2 separate regions of the Homo sapiens genome follow, and region 1 is linked to region 2. A link is a loop called in an ENCODE intact Hi-C map of the cell type or tissue named here. Cell type or tissue: ascending aorta. All regions are shown on one strand. Each heading gives the region's core, and the rest is flanking DNA. Links, peaks and the distances in the headings are about the cores only.

What was found. Peaks named below come from ENCODE experiments on the same cell type or tissue, not always from the same donor. Only the 100,000 strongest peaks of a DNase experiment are listed, where the experiment ranks them.
Region 1: it touches region 2 in a loop (4-fold over the local background); 8 of 110 quality-filtered maps call a loop at or near these places.

What each region holds. Positions count from the first base shown.
Region 1 is chr6:1,619,409-1,628,508 of GRCh38, forward strand. GMDS (GDP-mannose 4,6-dehydratase) reads right to left here. Exons shown (of 11, transcript NM_001500.4): 10 at 5,064-5,132; 11 at 4,398-4,823. The coding sequence ends at 4,761. Among named protein-coding and RNA genes, the nearest start is that of FOXC1, 14 kb to the left of the region's middle. RefSeq lists enhancers at 1-63, 5,080-5,189. In ascending aorta, for the core only: CTCF peaks have their summits at 4,130 (motif pointing right) and 4,335; DNase peaks (open chromatin) are centred at 657, 3,192, 4,227 and 4,844; H3K4me3 peaks cover 8,000 bases; H3K27ac peaks cover 8,000 bases.
Region 2 is chr6:1,895,551-1,904,650 of GRCh38, forward strand. The region is part of intron 7 of GMDS (GDP-mannose 4,6-dehydratase); the gene reads right to left. Among named protein-coding and RNA genes, the nearest start is that of FOXC1, 290 kb to the left of the region's middle. In ascending aorta, for the core only: a CTCF peak has its summit at 4,264; DNase peaks (open chromatin) are centred at 4,384, 5,510 and 6,176; H3K4me3 peaks cover 1,177 bases; H3K27ac peaks cover 7,141 bases.

The DNA.
Region 1 (9,100 bases), core at 520-8,519, 280 kb before region 2:
GATGTCCTGGGTCACCAGTCCCTGGTGCCTGTGGGGCTTCCTGCGCGCCCACCCCCATCCCCCTCCCCCCTCTCAGGTTCGACGGATTCTCCCGGAGGCTTAGGACAGTGATTTACAGTAAGTGGTGACAGTGGAATAACGTGACAGTCCGCTGCATTTGCCAGCTGGCTCCTGGGCAGGCCTACCCGCCGGGCCCGACCCCAGAGTCGAGTCCTCGGAGCCGCCGGGTAAAGCCCCCTCCCCCGCCCCGGTGCAGCCCCGCGTTCCCCGCGCCCGGCGCTGCCGGGGAAAAGTGGCACAACAGGAAAGCCTCGCCAGAGGGCCCTTCCCAGTCGGCTTCCTCGCCATAAAAAGCCAGACTCCAGCCGAGGTCCTGACCCCTTCCAAATATACGTTCCCTTGCCCGCGGCCCGCCACTCCCGCCCGGGCCTCGGGCTGTGCAGCTTCCTCCTAGGCCTGCCCGGGCCCATGCCTCCCCCGAAGCGGCGGGAGTCGGTGCAGCCTCAACTTCTACTGCGTGTCCCAGGTCGCCAACCAGCTTTGCTCGCGTGCCGTTGGCCCGGAGGCTGCCGCGCCAGTCTCTGCGTGCGCCTGAGCGCGCTGGAGCATTTGCGAGGCCAGGGCTGCCGACGGCGAGAGGATACTTTGAGGAACACGGTGCTTCAGTCCCGCCCCCGCTCTCCGCCCGAGCTGGAGGTTGGGGCGCGCTGAGCCGCAGCGCCTGGACAAGTGCGCGGGCCGGAGCCGCCCAGGCCTGCACCCGGGGGCTCGCGGCCGACGCATGCGCACGCGCGGTGGCGGGTCTGCAGGCCCGAAGGCCCGGCCCCTCCCTCAAACCCGGAGCGGGGAAGCCCAGGGGCTGAGAGCCTCGGCCCGGGTCGCAGGAGCTGGGGAGCGGGGACGCGGGCAGGCTAGGTCTTCCCACCTGCCGTCGGGGCTCCTCCCCGCAGCAGCAAAGGGGTCCCAGTGCCCGTGGCAGTGCATGCCCCAGCGGACACGCTGGCTCCCAAATTCAGAGATCAGAGGGGCGGCTGAGAACGGGGCGTCCGCTGTGTGTGACCCCTGACCGTGGAGGAAGGGCGGGAGCCGGGAGTAGGCGGTGGGGCCCGGGGTCAGGCCGCGGTCGTCGGCTCCCGGCAAAGGCGCTCTGGCCGGGGAAGGGGGCGAGGGTGGGCGGCCGGCCTCTGCCGTCGTAGTCATACCTGGGACGTTGAAATGGGCTTTGGGGATAGAGCTCACTCCCAGCGCGCCCCACAGGAGAAGCCCGCAGCTCAGGCCTGGGCCGTGCAGACCGCTGGGCGGGCTCGGGGCCCGAGGAGAGCAACACGGCGCGAGGTCCAGTCGCGAGTAATAACCCCGACAGCACGGCCCCTCGAAGACGTGTTCCGGGCACCGGGGTTGTGAGCGGGGGAGCCTCGGGCCTTGGGCCCGCTTGGCACGGGGCGGGGGCGCCTCCTCCAACTCCTGGAGATCAGGCCCAGACCCCGGGTGTTCTCAGGGGACACACTGTGGACGGTGGACCAGTTCCTAGCGCCGTTTTGTCCCCCATTGCCCCTGCTGCTTGTTAAAAGTATTAGCGACCCCCGTGATGGCAATCCACAATTTTTGGAGGGTGCGGGTGGCATGTACGGACGTGAAGGTCTCTTTGTGAGGCACGTCCACGCACACACAGGGACACTCATTTTGTAAAACCTAGATGGGCGCTGCCACCACCCCTCCATGCCACCCGCGTACCAATCAAGGATGCAGGTTGTAGAAAACACCTGGACGTGTGTGGGCTGCACCTTAAAACAGAATTCACCCAGTAGGCACTCCCAAATCCAAATAAAGTGCGTAGGGTGCTTTGAGACTTGGGGGGAGGGGTGTTAAAAAGTTACTTGTAAACAATACATTTAAGGTTATTTTCAAGTGAATGTTTAAAGTGCTGCCTGCTCCAAGCTCTAATAACACATTAGTGCGATAATAACACTCCTTGCATCTGCCAGGAGCCCTCCAACTGGCTGCCAGAGGTTCCACGAGGTTCGCGGTGGTTGGTGTAGGCGAAGGCTACTAAAAGGGGCGAAAAAGAACCCAAAGCCATGCCTGTGGGGTTTGCCAGCGCCGACCCGCTCCTCGCCAGCGCCCGCGGCCAAGCGGACCCGGCCTTCCGAAGGAGCCATCTTGCGCGCAGCAGCAGCAGCGGCTGAGCCTGAGCCCCTAAACAGCTGCAGAGGTGTGACAGGTTTATTATGCTGGGCCTAGCTCGCTCGCAATTCCTTAAAGACAAAGGGCAGCAGAGAGAGCCCGCGACGGGGCCTGGCCTACCCGGGTTCCACGCACCTCCTGCACAAACTCGGGCAAGATTGCTTTGCCATGGTATGTGAGTTTAACTGAAGGTTTAACTTTCTCAGTTTTTCCTTAAAAATATCAAGGTGGAAGATGTTTTGTAACATTTGAAACCAACAGCCAAAGTCTGGCAGAGCAGGAAAAAATAAGTTTACTGAAATTTAATTGAGATTTAAGATAGAAGAAACCCTGTAATAAGAATTGTCTTGAAGGATGTCCAAATGAATTTCTCTCATAGCACAGAAATAGATAAAAAATGCCGAAGTAAATCGATTCTCCTTTTCTCCTTTTAAACCACATACACCAGGAAGCCAAATGAACTCCCGCTCCTTCCATTACTCAGGGTGCAGGAGCAGTGAGAAGGTTGCAACCAAAAATACTTTTTAGTTTCCTTCAAACATGGATGCTGCCATCCGTTTGGAGAAGTAGAATTCAACATCATGGCTCAACTGGAGCTGCATAAACCCCTGCCTAGAATCTCTCCTGATTCTAGGTGTCCAAACAAGCAACACTGAATTAAACAGGGCCATGGCAAGCCTGAGGGCCCCTGGAATAGTCTCTCCTGGGTGTGGGAAGGGAGGTTCCGGTGGTCAGAGGAGAGGGGGTGCCTGCCCATCAGGGTCAAGGCTAAGAGGAATGTGACTCTTTGTGAGATTTGTTGGAGGATGTGTGTGACAGTGGGTTTGGGAGTTGGGTTTGCAAGTGTTTGTGAGAATGTGTGACTGTGAGATGGCATGTTTGTGGAGTGTATGTGCACTTGTGAATGGATGTGCATGGATGTTTGTGTTCGAGCCAATGTGTGAGTATGTATCTGTGTGTGTGCCCACTATCCCGCCCAGGCTGAGGCCCGGCCTCCCAGCAACCATGTGTTTCCAATTAGCAGCATCCCGCCTGGGAGTGCAGAGAAGGCGAGTCCTGGGACAGCTTCTGAGGAGCGGGTGGGCTAGCTCAGGCCCCCCAGTTCTGCTCCATCGAGGGCGAGGCCGCCCGGCCAGCAAGCTTTCACAGCAACTGGGCAGCCACACAAAGAGCCCTCTCTCCTGCGCCAGTCGTTGGAGACTCGGTCCTCCCCCAGATCATAAACCTGCCTGTGAAGACGTTCAGAAATAGTTTACCCGCACTCACACACACATGTGCAAAGGCTGGAATTCCATTTGCTATAAAGTTTTATTTTATTTTGCTTGGAAGGGGAGTGAGGGGGAGAAGTGTCCTGACCTAATTTGTTCTAGGGCAAAATACTGTATTTCATGTGGAGGTATACACCTGTACATGAATCCTTGCTTGCTGCCTGTGGGTGTCCTGCACATGTGTGCGTCAGCCTACCTGTAGCTGTACACCATACACAGCTCAGGAGCACACACCTGTGGTCTTACCCAGGCCACCTAAATGATGCATGCAAACAAACCAGATCCAGAGATCTGAGGCTGAGCCTTAAACCTTTTTATTATAGCTTCAAATTAACGCTGATGTCGTTCAAGTGCATAGCACAATGTCTGGCATGTATTAGGCACTTAACATAAATGGCTGAATGAATACATTAAACTGAGATTTAAAAAGTGACCTAGTAGTCATAAGAAGAGGCTGCAAATAAGCACTGTGTAAAAGATTCTAGACCACAAGGAAAGGCACAGGCTCAGAGACCTCTAGGTAACTTGGTGGCTTTGCCATGGAATGTTCCAACAGTATTTGCTTACCTTCAAGTTTCTTCTTCTGACCCCCCTCTATTTCTCAAGACTTCTTTTTCAGATGGGTGAGAGCCCTTGGGTTCTAATTATAGTCAGCAGAGACCAGCCAGGGTGTGAATTCCTCCCTTCTGCAGGAACTAGGTTTCCAGAGTGACTTGTCACCAGGAGGGGGAAAGAAATGTCCCAGGCAAAGACTAAGGAGGAGGCTCGCCGGAGCACCCCCGCCCCCCTTAGCCTTGCAGGAGTCCTCCCACCAAGGGCTTTCTCAAAACAGGGCAAGGCCTGACCACAGCGATCTCATTCCAAGGCCTGGATTGTGGGGTTGTTTGGGGACCCCTATAGCCGTGTTCATAACTTGGGAGAAAACATCCACACTGACCCTGTGAATGCTAGTTCACAGAAAGACCATTTTTAATATGAAAAGAGAAAAACAATTTGAAGGCCCCACAATTTGTTGTGTAACAACATAATTTCAAGTAAAGTGAATGTGATTAAAACATCTTGATTTCACAAAGCCATTCAGAGGAGGCTTCGACAAACGCAAAGCGACCCAAACCCTGGAGGGTCACATCCCGGCTGCTACAAACCTCGGCGGGGCGGCCCCGCTCTTGCGGCCGGGACAGCGCAGCGGCAGCAGGGGCCGCAGGGGACCCGCAGATTGGCACGCCGCTCCCCATCCCCGCAGCGCGTCTGCACCGGAGACTCTGCGGGGATTGTAGCCGGAGGGCGGGCCGGGCTCCGAGGCGCTGCTCAGGCATTGGGGTTTGTCCTCATGAGCTCCACGTCGGCGTGCACCATCTCCCTCACCAGCTCCTGCAACACAGGGGTGGGCGTGAGGGAGGAGCTTCTGCCACTCTCTCCTGGTGACACCCCACCCCGGGTGTCGGCCCCAGAGAGGCCTCCGCGTCCCTCGTTCCAGCTCCCCTCACTTCTCCCGCACCCCGCCTTCCGGGCTTTGGGCATCGCAGGCGCCTCAGGCGCCCGACCCTGAGAGCTGCCGCCCTGCAGCCCGGGGCCCCGCAGCGGGCGGCGTGCGCCCTAAGAGATACTCACATCGAAAGCGACCCGGGGCTTCCAGTTCAGCTTCTGTTTCGCTTTGGTGCAGTCGCCCTGCAGAAAGTCCTAGGGAAGAAGAGGGGGAGACGAAGCAGGCGTGGGTCGTGGGGGTGGGGGCAGCAGGTCCCGAGCCCCGGGAACTCCCACCGTTCCGCTCCCTCTGGGCGCACAAGGCTCCGGGTTTCCCTGCTTTCGGTCCCTGCTGTGCGCGTTCAGTTGCGGCTCTCGGCGCCGTAAATCACTAGGTCGCGGTTAAGAATGTGCTGTGCGGACCCGTGAGGACCGTGACCGCGATCCACCCCCAGCTACCTCCACACCTCTTCTCCCCAAGGCGTCCCTTGGGCTCTTAATGCTTTTTTTTTTTTTTTTTTTTTTTTTTTATAACATGAAGTTGTCAGGGACGCTCCTATGAGAACTGTTTGGAATTGCTGCACTTCTCTGGCTAGGAGGGAAGTGAGTAAATCACCAGGCGCCCCTCCCAGCTGCCCGTGTCCCTGCGCCGCTCAGCTCCTGCCGCAGGGCTGGCCGCGCCAAGCGCGCGTCCTACCCAAAGCCACCAGCCCCGCGGGGAAGGGACTCGGGCTGTGGGGCGCGAGGCCCCAGGACTCGGGGACCCCTCTACCTCGGCGGCAGCGTGCGACCCTCTTTCTAACGCGGCCGTGGATGTTTCTTCCCGGGCCGCAGCCAAGCGCGGTTCTTCCTGGGCGGTGGCTTTGGGCTTTTCGTACCCACAGTCAAGTCAGTTCACGTCGCCTCCCGCACACACGCGTTCATAAAACGAAACTGGAGTTTCACGAAGCAATTCTTAGGCTTAGCGTCCAGGAACGCTGTAGACGGTCTATTCTATTCTACCCCTATTCTACTCGGTTCGATTCTGTTCCTAAGAAAATGCCGATCTCGACCCACTTGTACTTCCACGAGCGGAGCTGCAGCCAGCAGCTCTGCAGGACCCCGCACTGCCCGCCACCGTCCCCTCTGGCAGTGCCTTCCTCCTCCCGCTTTCCCCAACTGCTCCACTCGAGGAAACAAGGGCATTTCATCTCCATCGACTTAAGAGGCTTCCCTGGAAGGAAGGCTGGCTAAAAGAAAACCAGCGGAGAAGAACTTAATCCTGCTCTCAGCCCCTACTCACCAATGTCTTTCTTACAGCTCTGTGAAGACTGACTGACATGAAGGTTGAGATGAGAATTTCAAGATGAATTACAAAATAGGAAAGAAGGAAGAAAGGAGGAAAGGAGAAAGGGAGGAAAGAAAGGAGGGAAGAAAGAAAAAAGACTTTGAGATACATAATTGCTAGAAGTGAGATAAATATTTAGCTTTTGCATACACAAATGTACTCGTCAAATAACACATCAGATGTGATTCCTCGAAATAAACCGAACGCAAAGGCCGTACGAAAATAGCCGATCTTTAAAGGTGAGAAATACTCGATCATTCTATTTCAGCTACATACAAATTAAAGAACAGCCTAAAAGGAGTTTCATCGTGTGAAAGTAACAGCCAGTCAAGCTGCCACTGAAAGCCTTTCCTGCTTATTTTCTTCAGACTTCCCTGAAACTTGGCAGGTGGGGAATTTGTTCTAGATTCATGATGGTCGAGAGGGCAGGGGTGGGACCTGCTTTGCCCTGGGTTTGGAGCTCACCTTCTCTGCTGAGCCTTCTAGAGCAGAGGCTGTCTGGATCCTGCTGAATGTCTGCACCGTGGGCTTGCAATGGGGCTGCAGCAGTACACGCAGCGACTCTCGCTGTCGTTCTCATCATCCATCACTACTTTTTCAAACGCTTTGCATTTCGCAATACACTGAAGTACCAGTTTCCTCCCCAGAGTGTTAATAGTACTAAAACAAGTTATTTCTGCTGGCCCTAAAAGTCCATATACAGATTCTTCAGGAAAAGTAGAATACAAAAAGTAGTAATTAGCAATTTAACATAGCGCTACAAGGAAATAGCAATATAAGCAGAAAAACGAAGTAATTTATTTTTCTTTCCCCTCCCTAAATAAACTTGTATATATTTCTACAGGCTTCTATTTTGCTATAAGCGTCACACAAAGATACTCATTCTTTTTCCCCAGAGGAAGCTGTGCAATGTGGAGTCATGCAGCCCATCCCTCCCCTCTCTCAATCCTATAGCGGCTAGACGGTGTGGAGAAACATGGTTATTGTTTAATCACATCACACTGGCTGTAAATCAACCAGCACGACATAGGATGCATTTCATGGCTGTGAACTCATAGTCAGCAAAACCCTAAAACCCAGTTTGGCTTCAAATAATCTTGGTAGGCTTGGGAAATGGAGCTTTGTATTGTAATTATGTTTCCTGTAGTTTTCTACAAGTAGCTCACAATATAAAAACAACCAGGGAACTACAATTAAGGAAAAAGAAAAATGTTTTTCAAAGGCTTAGAAACAGACCTTGCTACCATACACTGTAAAAGTATTTCATTGAAACCAGAGACGCACCCAGTTAAACTTCTCAATTTAGTTTTGAGCCTAGCTCCAATACTGCAGTCTAGCTGCTTCCTTTAACCTTCTGCCAAGGCTCTGTCTCCCTGAAATTTAATTAGACCAAGAGACCTTGGGAAGAAAAAGGATGAGGTCCCCTCAGAACAAAACATTGGCTCTCTATGCCAGCTGTTCCTAGGCTGACATCTGGACTGGGCAGTAAGCTTATGTTCCAATCAACTTTTAAGGAAAGACTACGAGCATCCCAGCTTGTTTTACACTTAACTGTTCCTGAAGGAATTTCTTACTTCTTCCCATTGTGTCATTTATAGAAAAGATATAGTCAATGGTTCATCCTGCAAGGTTCTAGGCACAGGACATACTTAAAGGGTGGCGTGGGGAGGGCCTGTGTGGGAAAGCGCACACAGCTCTAGAAGGAGAGCAAGGATGTGGATTCCCTTCCTTAAATAAGGCTTCCTCTGGGCTGAGAAGGAATTAGGTGGTGGCAAATGCTCATACAACGGGGTCCAAACTGCTGTGCTCAGATACAGAACTGTGAGGAGTGAGAGGGGAGCGTGGGCCATGATACACGTCCCTTTAATCTTTACCTCCCTCTTAAAGATTTTTGAACTTCCACAAATCCCCTCCAATAGGGTATAATCAGCTCCTAAGGACAAGAGAGAAGAATGAGCTTATCTACTGTGCTCTTTTCTTCTTTTTTGACAGTTCGTTTCCTTCATTATACATATGCTTACAGCCTTAGTATGACAATGGGGGCAAAAGCTGAATTAAAGTGATGATTTTATGTACAGCTTCCCAAAAGGACTTCCACCAGTGCAACTGGGTGGTCTGGAGCTTTTCTTGAAAAAAGAGAAAATAAAGCTTTGAGAAAAATTTAAAGTATTTCTATGTGAATATGACATTTCCTGAACTCTGGCTTCTGGTGTCTTCACTGTTTTCATTGCTATTCCTTAGGTGAACTATACGGTTTCAATATGTAATTTATAATTGTCAAATTCAATTAGGTTTCACTGAGCATTTCACAGCAGCAAAACAGCAGGAGCAATGTCTCCGTCCACACAGCCCTCCAGATTTCTGACTCACGGACTGTGTGTATTCATTTGACCTTCGGGAGTTGTCCTTTAGCTGTACCATCCAGGCATACATTTACAGAGCTGCAAACAGCAGCATGGAGGAGGGCATGTTTGGCTGCAGCCATTTTTTAGGCTTTCCTGGCTTACGTTCTTGTTAAAGTGAACTGATAAAGCGCCAGACCAAATGCTGGAAAAGTCATTAAGCCTGTTTCTGAGCCCACAGTAGTTAACGCAAACTCCAGAAAAGGAGAGACCATAGTGTGCCATTATCTTCTACCCTAACGACAGGTCCCTTTCCTCAGATCTCTCCCATCTAGATAACAACGCAGCTTTAAAATCACACTGGTTAGTTTTCATTCCTTCCCCCGATGTTATTTTGATCCTTCTTTAACACATTTATTGCCTGGGATCCTCCCACCTCCATATCACTTTCTCTAAAACCATTGTGGGGAATGCTATTCAACAGACTGTATCACATAGGATGATTTTTTGAGGTT
Region 2 (9,100 bases), core at 292-8,291:
GGCCAGGGATACTGTATTGAACAGCACTGATAAAGAACATTTCTATCACTAAAGAATCTTTTATTGAACAGACGTGCTTTACATGATTATTCTTCCCACCTTCTATGTAAACTCTGGTCATTATCAAATAGAAATGTGTAACAAAATGAACATGCACGCCAGTTATGCCCTGTCAGTTTGAAACTAGTATCCTGCCCAATAGGTTTTGTACATAGTTCTCAGTTTACTCACCACTTGGCCCCTCTCTTTGTTTCTAACCAGAACCACCAGATACAGAGACAGATCCAGAGCTGACCTAAGTTTAAAACATAAAGCGGTGAAATATGCCATCAGCTTCTTCTCCTACTCCTTTCTTTCCCTATCCATTCTTCTACTCAACTATTACTTACCGAGCCACAGTGCAGGCACTGAAGCTACAAAGCTGAGTGATTCATCGTTCCTGACCTCCAGGAGCACAATCTAATGAAGAATATGGAAAAGGAAAAAGAGGAATTTCCTAAGGGCTCCAATAAAGGCACAAGCAGATTGGGGGAGCAGAGAGCTTGGCTTGAGGATGATTATGTAAGGGCTGGAGCTAAGGCAGAGTTTCTCAAACTTGGCACTACTGGCCTTTTAGCTTGGACCATTCATTGTTGCCCTGTGTATCGGAGGATGTTCAGCAGCATCCTCGGCCTCAACCCATTAGATATGTGCACTCCCCCTAAAAACTGTCGCCAGACATTGGAAACGTTCCCTGGGGGCAAGATTGCTGCCTTTAGAGAAGCACTGAGCTAAGGCCTTTGGGACATGTTTGTTTATTTACTCCATAACATTCTTGAGGAACTTACTGCAAACAAGTGGTGAGAATAACAAGAGGGAAGGACAAAGTCCTCACACGAAGGACCTCAAAGTCTGGCGGGAACTAGAGTGGACAAATGGGCAAAGGAGAAGGTGACTTCAGAACGTGGGGAAAGCATGTAAGAAAGTATAGACGACTGACAAATCCGGGGAATCTGACAGCGGGGAAGGGGGCTCGGTGCTGGGAGGAGAGGGGGTGTCAGGTGAGGGCCATGTGAGGCAGGACCCATGTGAGGCGGGAGCAGAGTCAGATCATGAAGGTGTTGGTGTGCTGCAGGGGTTGTATCAAAGTTAGATTTCATCGTGAAGAAATCTGAACAAAGGAATACATGGGCAGGATTACCTTCTGGATGGTGGTGTAGACTCTGTCCCATCAAAGTGTGATTGACAAACACAAGTGCCATCAAGCGTCTACACTGCAGACAGACTGACTGGGAGTCTTTTTCCGGTTAAGATAACAAGGTTACAAATCACAGGTGATATAATAGGGATGAACAGGGAGACAGGGATTTGACTGATGTCTCTGGGAAGGACAGGGCTCACTGTTGGTGTTGTAGGGAAGACGAGGGCAGGACTCTAGGCTGATTTCCCAGTTTTGGGGCAAAGACAACAATGTACATGGAGCTCATATCAACAAAGGTGGGAGATTCGGGAGGAGCAGCAGGTGAACAAAGAGGTCTGGACAAGGGAGGCGAAGGCTGCTTAGCTGGTTAGGGCTGCTGTACCTGCTGCACCACAGACTGGAAATCCAAGATCAAGACGCCACAGGTTTGGTTTCTCCTGAAGCCTCATCTTGGCTGCCTGATGGCTGCCTTTTCCCTGTGTCCTCACATGGCCTTTCCTCAGTGTGCACGTACTCCTGGGGTCTCTTCCTCTTCTCATGAGGACACCAGTCCTATTGGATAGGTCCCTACCCTAATGGTCATTTTAAATTAATCACCTGTTTAAATAACTTATCTCCAAATACGGTCACATTCTGAGGTACTGGGGGTTAGCATTTCAACATCTGAATTTTGGTTGGGGTTAGGTGGCAAAATTCAGCCCATAGCAGAGGCTGAGGATGGCATCCTGGAAAGGGAGCTTAATGTGGGGTTGAGAGCATGGTTAAATTGCGTGGAGTCCAGGTTCTGTCTCCTCTAGCTTTGGGACCTGGACAAATTGTATATCTTGCCAATATTTAAGGGACAATCTGAAGAAACAAAGTTTGTAATAAAGACTGAAAATGAGTGGCCAAGAATGTTCTTTACCTCAAACATTTATCAGTTCTCTGAGTTGGGAGCATCTCATTTCTCTTTTAGCTACTTTGAAATACACGATAAATTATTCTTAACAATAGTTATTCTACTGTGCAATCAAACACTAGAACTTATTTCTTCTAGCTACCTCTATGTACGTACTCATTAACCAACCTCTTTTCATCCCTCGACATGACCTGTCCAATGCTGAATGATCCCTAGACAGCCTTTCATGCAAAAGAAGCTCCTGATAACTGAGGTTATCTAATGAGTCCCACAGGCTGGATCTACTCCACGGCCACCCTTGCCATCCTGGACACCTATCCTGGCCACCCTTGCCATCCTGGACACCTACCCTGGCCTCCCTTGCCATCCTGGACACCTACCCTGGCCTCCCTTGCCATCCTGGACACCTACCCTGGCCTCCCTTGCCATCCTGGACACCTACCCTGGCCTCCCTTGCCATCCTGGACACCTATCCTGGCCTCCCTTGCCATCCTGGACACCTACCCTGGCCTCCCTTGCCATCCTGGACACCTACCCTGGCCTCCCTTACCCTCTTCTGCTCAGGGTTCTCCACTGGGTGGCAAATCCCACCCCGGAAGAGACCCTGGAGGCCTTTCCCCTGGCTTCAGGCCATCATAAAACTTACTAAATTTTGCTAAAGAAAATCACCTTCTAAATAAAATTATTTGGCAATTTAAAAATCAGAATTGCAAGATACCTTAGAAACTGCCTAGTTGAGTCTCTTTAAGATGAGGAAACTCATGCTTGCAGGTATAGACAGCTCTGGTGCCAGTATGTTTCATACAAGTGATGTGATTACAGTCAGCCCATTCGCTTCCTAGGGTCCAACCTCCTTTTCTATAATATGGGCAAAATAATAGTTTCCACCCTCCTTGTTTGGAGGGCATTTACCAGTTCCTAAGTCTGTAGGGGCGCAGCAGTGAAAAATTGCACACCAGTCAAGCCCTCCTGACCTCACAGTCTAGCATGGAAGAAAGACTTTGAACAACTAACCACAAGTGTCCTGTCAGTTACAAAATAAAAAACAGGATCCAATGCAAGCTTGGGAATGAGATGCCAATGTAATATGGGGGATCAGAACAACTTCCTGCGGGGAGATGACACTCTAAAGGAAGGTGCTGTGAGAATCAAATCCCAGCGTGTATTGATCTAAGAGATATTCCTTCCCACCTATGCTGGGCCAGAAAGTGTGCCAGTGGCTGGGGATTTCCAATGAACAGGACTGACGGGGCTCCTGCCCTAACGGAACTTACAGCCAACAATAAAGAACATCATGGATTACACAAATAATGAATTAATTACAACGGCGATAAATGTCATAAAAGGAAATGAAATAATGTACATAACAGTGCTTCATGAGCTTTCGCCTGCCTTATAAATGCTCCTCTGTGCTAAGAATAATAGAAGTGGCAATGGGAGAATAAAGTTAGAAAGAAAGCTTCCTTTCTTCCTGCTTTCCTCTCTCCCTCTTCCTCCTTTTCTCCATCCATCCTGCCCGTCTGTCTGGGGAGCTGGTAAGATATCTCTTGTGAACACACCAGGCACATGGTAAATAATTAGATAGTCATTTATGGTGTTATTTTTCTTCTCCAATCTTACTTAGAATGTCAGATTTAAATGTTATCAGTGTTTGTTTTGATTTGTGTTTTTTTTTTTTCCTGCATGCTTTGATCCATCAGAATGCACTGGCATAATTAGTAATATCTAACTTTATTACTAGGAGAAAATGTAAGACCGTGGTCCCCACGCGTCCTGGCTAAGGGGACTAAAGTGAGTAGCAGTTACAATGCTTGATATGGCAAAGTGGAATAAAGGTGACCCATGGAACTTTTTAAGGAGTAGACTCCGTTCAAGAGAGAAGACCTTCGTCAAGAAAGCCTGGTGCTATAGCTGCAATGAACCAAGAGAGAAAGCCGGTGGGCCATTCCAGGAGATTATGGAAGAAAGTAGTAGTTTTAATAAGTTCACTATAAAAAATATTACATTTCAAAGCCAAAAAACAATCTCCTAAGGCTTCAGTGGAAACTTAGCTCACACTGTTTTGTAAACATGACCTAATCTTTATGAAACGCTGCATCATTTGGAATTTGGCAGTGAAGGAGTAGAGCAAAGAGAACACAGTCGCCACTCTAAGGCCCCGTGGAGACCTGCAACAGGGCACCCTGTCGTTAGCTGCTGAAGAAAGTCCACACATCTGCCTACACACTAAAGAGAACACAGTCGCCACTCTAAGGCCACGTGGAGACCTGCGACAGGGCACCCTGTCGTTAGCTGCTGAAGAAAGTCCACACATCTGCCTACACACTAAAGAGAACACAGTCGCCACTCTAAGGCCACGTGGAGACCTTCCACAGGGCACCGTGTTGTTAGCTGCTGAAAAGTCCACACATCTGCCTACACACTCTGAGTCAACGTTCAAGGCTTAAGTCACTCTATTTTCTACATGAACTGTCCCTTCCCTAGAAAGTCAAGCTTGGAGGAGCAGGGAGCCTTATCTGGGTCAGAGGCATCGCTCTGGAGCCTTCTTCATTGGACGGGGAGAAACTAGGGTTGTGGGGTGACCTCCATGGAGTTCCAACATAGAGGTAGGTGTGGATGGCCACGCAGGTAGAGGCAGCTCCTGAGCAGATGCTGCTAAAATTTCACAATCTGAGGCGTTATCATGCAGAGTCTACAGTGAACACCGTCAACAATGCGTGCAGGAAAAAATTTTAAAATGTCTGATATGCTAGCACATAACACACAAGCACCAATGAAATCCATCTTTTTATAACCACTTCAACTTTAAGACCTAAGCCTTTATTACGATTAAAAATGTGTTGATAAAGAGCCCCTGCTGTTAAGTCTGATGTCAAATTTCATAAATCATGAAGTTTTTAAGATAACTTCTACTGAAGTATAATATACAAATTAAAAAGTACACATATCACAAGCACATGGCTTGATGTATTTTCAGAAACTAGTCATGAAGTTTTATGGCCAACTTCTACTAATCTTTCAAATAATGTGACAAGAAGAGACAGTTTGGCATAGTGAAAAGGAAAAACCAGTAGCCAGAGAAGCTGCTGGGTCATTTTACTTCATTCTGGCTCTCCGACACTGGATAAATCAGTGACTTATTTCAGTCTTCATTTCCACATCTAATCAGAGTAGACAATTTCTAAGTGTACCTTCTAGTCTAAAATGTTATACTTTGAAAATGTATGTTCCCTTAACTGCAAAAAAGCACTCTCGATGATATCACTCACAGTGTTTCAGACGACTCAGTTATGCCAACATGTCGCGCTAACTCACTACCACGCAAGGGAGAAAGTAGTTATGCTGCAACTTTTTCCTTCCCAGGCCACTTCCTAATACATTTACTAGCAAGAAAGGCATGTCTTCAGCAACCATCCACGTCAGAGAACGGCGAAGCGCTGGTAGCAGAGCGTAAGCAGCCCTTGGGTGCCTGCACCTGCTTTCCAGTGAGCCTTTTAGATGTGGCTCCCTGGTTCCGTGGCTCCCGGCTCTCAGCTCCTGGGGGCAAGCATGCCTGGAGTCGCCACATGGTGCCCAATATTCCGGGCTACAGAGATGGCCTGTGCTAATTACGATACGTTTCTCTCCACGACCGTGGAACATAATTCTGATGTTGACTATGGCAAGCTCTTAAAGTCAGCCTTTTCTGAATTTTAACAACGTGTTACTACTTGGGCTTGGTAACGAGATGTTCTTGCTCACATTGATCAAAACTACATTAGGTCTGTTAAGTCAGCTTTTCATCCCATTGTAACAAAAAAAACATAGAAAAGAAAAAATATATAATGAAAAAGATTCTATTAGGAGGTCAGGCCACCTATTTTAAGGAATTGCAGTAACTCCTTCAGATCAGTTGAAGACCCCATATTATGGTTTCCACAAAATAAAAGGGATCCAAATACAAAGAGTTAACACATTTTCCAAAAATTCTTATATGCTAGGAGAATTTTGTTGCTCTTTCCCACAAGGCTTTTTTTTTGAAGCTCAGAGAACTCTACTGTGGCCTTTGATATGTCATGGCAATGACTCACCAAACTGTCCCTAACTAGTCTGAAAAGACACAGGCCAGCCTTTGCTCATTCAGTGTATACTGAGCTCATCCTATGTGCTTGTTACTAAGTTAGACGCTGAAGAAACAAAATGAAACATGCATTCTTGCCCTTAACAAACCAGTCATCCATCTGAATAGGGAAACACATAAACAATAAGTAATCAGTTACTGCTATGGAGACCACACACACAGAGGGGAGACAGGGAAAAGGGCTACTGTGGGTGCTCAGATGACTTCTGCGCAATGGTAAAGGATACAGCTTTATTTAAACACGAAAATACTTCAAAATTAAAATACAAAAGAACAACCTAATGGATGCGAAAATCTGGGGTGAAATATCACATACGCTGTGCCATTTACCAAATGCCAACTGGCTCAAAGTTCTAGAAGTGTGTAATTAATTCTGCACATTGAGAATTAAGTATGCAAGAGTATTTAAAATCGGCAATGGGGCAAGCTTATTTATCTAAATTTCCTTGCTCTTAAAATCTAGTCCTCATTCTGGAGACACATTGTCCTAGGCCATTCATTCTCACTTGATGTTATTAAAACTAAAATATAGAATAAAAGGCAATGGTAAATACAAAAGTTATTTATGGACTAAGTAATAAAGCATGACACAGAAACCCTTCTAAAAACATAAATTATCTGAACTAATGGAAATGTAAATTTGTAGTAAATTATTTTTTCTAGATTACTGACTAAAATAAGTAAAGGGTCCTAGAGGAAAGGCCTTAAAAAACAAAGTATCATGCTGCTAGATCCTTAATAACCCAAAATGATCTACCAGTCCTCAGTAATCTCAATAGAAATGTGTAGCACATCTGGAAAATAGGTGAAATTCCTGTTTCTGGGATATCGCACAGCTATGTTAAAATTCATTTAAATTGATACTTCAACCACAAGATAAGGTGAATATAGGATAAAAAAATAGTAAGACGCTATATATGACGACTCACAATGTCACTATTAAAAGGCCAGTGGACTTCTAAAAATTCCTTACAAGTAAATATGATTGTACATTTAAATATCTGGGTCAAATAACAGGTAAAAACACTCTGATCACTCAAATTAAACCATAATATTTTTCTTAAATCTGTTCAGCACATAAACTATTGTTTATTAACAAAATTTTCAGGTCTAGAATTTAAACATCAATATAACATTGTGAGGAAGTAACATCTTCTGGGGAAAGTTGAATTTTCCATGGATAAAAGCTTAATGTTAATATAAAGATAGGCTGTATAATAGCAAGCCCTCCTAGTCACAAAAAGCCTATTTATATCTATCAAAAGATTCCAATTATTTGCATCAAATGTGTCTATTATAAATTGCACAGCAATCAGGAGATTCACTTTGTTTTATTTACAAAGTTTCTACATAGCTGATTTACAGATATTCAGGGAAGGAAAGTATACACATTACCACAAAAAAAGATTGTGGATTTATTAGTCTTTGATGATGTCTTCTTTTCCCAACTTCAGAATCAAATTTCTACAAATAGTGGTAAAATTTAACTTTAAAGTCATATAATATGATCACGATATAGGGTTTTGAATTATACACTTTCTTGTTTCCTACTTCAAATGCAGTACTTTGCACATACGGAGAATTAATGTTGCACATTGCTTTTCATATGAATTTCTTCAATCGGAATTTAATTAGGCACCCTTTTGTTGAGTACATGGAATTGTGTGGAACTAAAGGAAGACCTGGATAAGTCCTAATCCAAAAGCTATTCTCGTCTAATTCAACTTTCTGTGAATAAAAATATCTCAAAAGCATTTCATCTACACAGCTTCTCTGCTCTAAACAATTTACAGGTTCAGCAGGAACCAGGCATAAATCTCACTGCATTTTTTTAAAACAATGAAACCTCTTTACTTGGTTCATTTTCTTTTGTCTCCTCAATTAAAGCACACCTTCTGATATATTACATGTTCCTTCCCTTTAAATACTGTACACACACAGTCTGACATAGATTTTTCTTCTTGCCTTGCTGGAAAGCTTGTCCTGTTTTCTCCAAACTAGATAAAGTTCACTCAGATGTGCTTACGGGCGCCTCCCTCCCCTCAGTGCCCTCCCAACCCTGGATGCCTTTCTGTCCTCCTCCATATTCTTGGGTGGGCAGGAACCTGGGGAGATGCAGCCACCAGGCAGCTTGCTACTCTCCTGAAGCACATCTGGGCTTTATATTAGGCCTTTAATTAATCCTCAGTGAAAGCCAAGCTATGACATTTTGACTGGGCAGGCTCCAGTTCTGGACAGGTCTTGATTTATTGCGACTGAGTCCCAACCAACTTTGATTTATTTCAGCTTAGGGGAGGAAGGCAAGCTTGGAACAGAAAAGCGCTGTTGAATGTTGAGCACGTGATGTCAGGACAGGCCCTCCAGACTTCCAGGGGCACGGGACAAGCGGTTCAGAAGAGAATGGCTTCTGAGAAAGCCATTTTAAAACCCTAAGATTTAAATAACACGAAATTGTACCAGACAAAATAAATGTAATCACAGAGGAGAGAAAATGGCTCCTGAAACAGTTGGCTGATTGTGGCAGGGTAGGAAGCCCCAGCCTTATCTCTGGGAAAAGGAGGAAACCCTGGGGGCCTTACTGTTAATCAGGACTCTCATTTGCATTCGGGGGCTGCTCTGTGTGGCCGTCTGTCCTTCCTGAGAGCAAAGGCCAGGAGGACTGCCCCCTCCTCGGCAACACCAACAACTGATAGTCCATTAAATGAGAGCAGATTTCCTTTTTGCAGGCAGACAGAATAAGTCAAAAGAAGGCAAAGTTACTCCATTAAGCAAAGACAAAAGGGTCAGTCCATTTAACGAACGAATTTGTTTCCTTTCCGGCCAGGCTTTCCTGACAGAGCCGATAGTAGAGTGCTGTGCTCACTGCTGTGTCCTTGAGCGTGGGTTGTCAGAACAGTGACTC